Linked DNA regions of Homo sapiens: region 1 is linked to region 2. Evidence: chromatin loops called from intact Hi-C (ENCODE). Cell type or tissue: endothelial cell of umbilical vein. All regions are shown on one strand.

What was found. A loop is a pair of places that touch in the nucleus more often than their neighbours do. Peaks named below come from ENCODE experiments on the same cell type or tissue, not always from the same donor. Only the 100,000 strongest peaks of a DNase experiment are listed, where the experiment ranks them.
Region 1: a loop joins it to region 2, with 5 times the contacts of the local background. A loop is called at or near these places in 2 of 110 quality-filtered maps.

The regions. Positions count from the first base shown.
Region 1 is chr10:31,003,906-31,006,405 of GRCh38, forward strand. All of the region lies in intron 1 of ZNF438 (zinc finger protein 438), which reads right to left. Among named protein-coding and RNA genes, the nearest start is that of ZNF438, 27 kb to the right of the region's middle. In endothelial cell of umbilical vein, no CTCF peak of the experiment used is centred here; a DNase peak (open chromatin) is centred at 1,116; H3K27ac peaks cover 2,500 bases.
Region 2 is chr10:30,811,093-30,813,592 of GRCh38, forward strand. No RefSeq gene overlaps it. Among named protein-coding and RNA genes, the nearest start is that of LINC02644, 89 kb to the left of the region's middle. In endothelial cell of umbilical vein, no CTCF peak of the experiment used is centred here; DNase peaks (open chromatin) are centred at 1,159 and 1,389; H3K27ac peaks cover 2,299 bases.

The DNA of each region.
Region 1 (2,500 bases), 190 kb after region 2:
TCTGGGGGGAGAGCATATATGGAAGAAAAAACAAGAGTCCATTTTGGTCACATTAAATTTGCAATGCCTAGGAGACATTCAAGTGGAGATGTCAGAAAGGTGTTATCCCCAGATCCTCAGAAGAGAACTTCAGGCTACATAAGTACTTCTCAATGGGGGGTGATTTTATGCACCCAGGAGACATCTGGCAATATCTGGAGACATTTTGATTGTCACAATAAGGGTAGAGGGAACTCTATTGGCAGTTAGAGCATAGAGGCCAGAGATGCTGCTAAGCATCCTACAATCCACAAGACATCCCCTGACACTGAAAAAATTTTCCAGCCCAAAATGTCAATAGTGCTGAAGATGACAAACTCTGGGCTAGAGATAATAAGACTTACACAAAAAGATTATATTTAACCAAAAGTACAAGATGAAAAACAAGAGAACTAAACCTTTCCTCTTTTAGATGTCAGGTAACACAGAAGACAGAAAATGGTCAACTAGAATGGGAGAAGGAAAACCAGGGAAGGGTTTGTCTCAAAGGCCAAGAGACAAGTGTTTCCAAAAGGAAGCAATGGTCAATTGTGGTCAACTGCATGGAAAACTGCTAAGACATCAAATAACACTGATAGGGGGTTAAAAGGTTTGAGAAGAATGAAGGCAGTATGCTGTGAGGAGTGAGGGAGTGAGATAATAGACACGTCGGAAGACTGCTGGACAATTTTAAGGCTGCTGAGCGTATCATTAAAGTGAAAAAACTGGCAGGTAGTTGAGCTCATCCAGTTCTGAGATTGGAGAGACCAAAGAGGTACAAAGGAATTGAAAGAATTTGCCGGAAAATAATTTGAATCAAAGCATCTAGGCTGGATAAGGAAGGAACTGGTAACAGAAAGGAAGTGATAAGTAGAAATGTGGGGGAGGGGGCTGGAAGTCATGATGAGTCATAAATACTTTTCCCACATCAATAAATAAACTTCCTATATGCTTTTAACTGTTTCATAATAACATAGCCTATTTCTTGATATTATTAAGCAAATGTGATTATTACTTTAATAAGTTACCAGAGATAACAAGTGTTGGTGATGGTGTGAAAAAGAGAAACCTCATACACTGTTGGTGGGAATGCAGATCAGTGCGGCCACTGTGAAAAACCATACAGAGGTTCCTAAGGAAATTAAAAATACAACTACCATATGACTCAGCAATTCCTCCAGTGGGTAGATATCCAAAGGAAATGAAATCACCATCTCATAAAGATACTTGCACTCCCATGTTCACTGTAGCATGAGCCAAGATTTAGAAACAATAATAGCCAAGATATTGAAACAACCAAAGTGTCTGTCAACAGATGAATGAACTGTGAGTTATGTGTGTGTACATATGTGTGTGTGTATATATATATGTACATGCACGTACGTAAATGGAATATTATTCAGCTTTAAAAAGGAGATCCTGCCATTTGCTACCACATGGATGAATGTGGAAGACATTATGCAGAGTGAAATAGGCAAGACACAGAAAATGCATGATTTCACTTATATGTGGAATCTTAAAAAAAGAAAAGAAAAAGAAAGTTGAATACTTAGAGAACAAAATGATGGTAAACAGGGGTGGACGGGGGAGAAAATGTGAAGATGTAGGTCAAAGGATACAAAGCTGCAGATACGCAGGATAAAGGGGTCTCGATGTCTAATGTATGACATGAGGACTATGGTTAATACTGTACTGTATTTGAGATTTTTGCTAAAAGAGATTTTCCTGCCACTAAAAAGAGTAACTATGTGAGATGACTGATGTTAATTTGCTTGACTGTAGTATCCACTTCACTGTGTGTATACATCAAAACATCATATACGTTAAATATATACAATAAAAAAATAGGTATTTACTATTTGAACAATGCTCATCATCCTATTTACTTTTCCTAAGTAGGATCAAATGGTATTTGTGGGAAAGATCATGTTATTGTGAAAGATATGCATATATGATAAATAACAGATCTGGGTTAAAATATCAGCTCTTTCATTTATTATGTTGTGACCTTGGACAACTTACTTAATCTCTCTGAGCCTAAATCTCTTCAGCTTATTAACAGATTGTGGTACACAGAATATTGCCTCCCTCAAAGGATGTCCATCCCTTATTCCCTGGAATCTCTGTCTACCCTATATTACATGGTATGATATTGTGAAATATATATCTGGTCTACATCCTCATTTCCTGGCACACAACTGCTAAAATCCTTAGAATCTCCAAAGTGATGTCTTTTGTATGCTAATGAGTGACTGATGGCTGGCAGTCCCTGGGTAGCTTCAGGATGGAGGCTGGACACTAGAAAGACCAAAGCTTGATTAGAGGGTTGGGACGTTCAGTGACACCCTCCAAGCTCTAGGAAGGGGAAAGGGTCTGAAAGTTAAGTTGATCACCAACAGCCAATGATTCAATCAATCATGCCTACCCAATGAAGCTTAAATAGAAACCCAAAAGGGCAGGGTTTGGAGAGCTTTCAAATAGC
Region 2 (2,500 bases):
CAAAGAGGCAAGAGCTGTAAAATCATGAGCATAGAGCCCATCTTGGAGCTAGTGCAGGATATGCGGTAGACGCTGAAGAAGGGGATCATCTGTATGTTCTACTTTATGGATCTATTACGCATTTCCATCCCTTCTCTTACTTCACCTTCCTCATGTTAGTAGATAAATATCATTATACCCATTTTACAGAAGAGGAAATAGAATGGTTAAATAGCTTGCCTACAAGCTAATCTTAAGATGAGCGCCCATTCTACAACATTACAACTCTTTTTTCCTTCGTTTCCCTTTAGGTTAAATCTAACTTCCACCAATAAGCCCCCTCCCCTTCCAGACCCTCAGCAGCCAGGCAACAGGCCGCTAGCTGCATTTTCTCTCAAGGCAAACAAGATCCCTTTCCTTGCTGCTTTTGGCTCCCAGGAGACAGGCAGTCCTGTTGTCTAAGCTCCTCTAGCCACAGGATCTTGAGCACAAGCAACAGTCTTTAATTTTGTACAGAGTGAGCCTTTTGTCTTTAGTCCTATCTCAATTCTTATTAACGCAATTAAAATGCATTCCATTGACTAAGGTGTAAATGTGCTCCCCACGATGGGTGATTGTCTATGGAGAGACGCATAGAGAATAAATAGTCTTCTAAGTGGCTTCCAGGCTGCAGCCAAGCGGAAGGCTTGCTTTCATCAGTGGAGGTGTTCTTGCCGCATAAATCTCCGGCGACTACTTGGTCTCCGGTAAACACCACATTGGCATCAAGATCAAGGAAACGGAAGTGCAATGATGAAGTTCGCAAAGATGGGGGTGGCGTGTGTTCCCATGCAAACATCTTGGCTTGGTGCTCTGTAAGTTGGAGAGCTTGACGCTGAATTGCATGAAGAGGTCCAGCCTGCATCAGTTACTACATCAGGATCCAAAAGAACGTCCAGCACCCCCCACCTTCTGCTCCCCGGTTCCAGCAGACCCATGCATCAGAACAAAAGCTGTCGGCAGCACTTCCCCCACCTCCGAGCCAAGGATCACCTTAACCTTCTTCCCGTCTGCTCCATTCAGTCTCCACTGTTACATTCTGCCTCCACATTCAAGGCCTGGCTGTGGTCAGAGGTCGCTGAATGAATCATGTTAAACAAGAGCTTTGCTGATGTTTTAGAATTTCTAGGGTGACCTAATTCCCTGTATCTGTTTTTCACAACTTTTCTATTTTTTTTCTTCTTCTCTGTTGTTTATAGGAGCAAATCACTGGACGGAGATCAAGCAGTTTATGGTGCCAAGAAACCAGAGAGGCTGCAGAGGCTCAGAGCACCATGGAAGAAAGCTTTCTGCTTGCCAGCACCGTCCCCAACTGCCCCTGCTGAGGGGCTGCCTTTGGAGCTGGCACACGGGATCCCTGGGGTCAGCACAGGGTGGCCCATGCATACACCCAGCCCCAACAGGACGCCTGGCTCAGTGTTGGCAACAACCGCCTCCCCAGGGACCCCTCTATGCCCTGGCCTGGCTGCTTCCCCAGCCTCAGCTCCAATGGGCGGGGGGGGTTCCTTTTGTTTCAGCGTGCAGGTGACCTTATGCTGGTGTCTCATAGAATAAAGAGAATGTGTTCGTGGGAGAAACACTGGCAGGATAAGACTTCCTGCCTGCACTGTGCTCTTCAGAGAGCACGTTCCTATTTTGAGCTCTTTCTTTCTTGCCACTGCCCTGCCCCAGCAGGAAAGGACCTCTGCACGTTCTCATTCTCCGGTTCTGCAGAGGCTGAATCAGAGACTGGAAGGCTAGGGCACCGGTTGCGCTTCTATTCACTTCTAATGTGAGCTTCAGAAACTTCCAGCCCTTGCATACCCACTCTCTCCCTTGGCCCTCCTCCTAGATTCCCACAAGCTAGACAGGGCAGGATTCCTACCCGACCCTGGATGAGGAAAGTGCGATCAAAGCTCTGAAGGACTTGTCCAGGGTCGTGGAGCTCATCAGTAGAGCAGCCCAAGCAGAAACAGATTTTTCTAAGTCTAAAAAACGTGACAATGTAAATCAGAAAGTTTAAGTTGCATTCTTTCTTTCCATCACACTTTAAGTGTGGGATTATTTGCAAATCACCTATGGTGACTCTCTATTACTCCTATTTTATCTGTTTGATAGACCCAGATTTTCCTTTGTGCATTCCTTGAAGTGAAGCCCTTGGATGAAGCTAGCTCCCACTGACTCGGGAATAAAAGCTCTTACCAGGTACCTTGTGATTCTAAGTGCTTCTGGCCCATCCAGGCATTTAATGGGTACTGGTACCATAATCGCCACCACCACCACCACTATCATCATCATCATCATCATCACCACCACCACCATCATCATCATGGTCATCTCCCACCCCTGTAGACCTATGAGGATAAACTGGCAGATACTTTAGTTAGCCTGTGCAAGGTCAGCAGAGGAGAGGCAGGAATGTTGAGGCTCAAACTCAGGGCCTCTGCTCACAGTCTTGGCTTTACTCTCTGCCTCGTCCCAAACACACCTTGCTTCTTCTCCC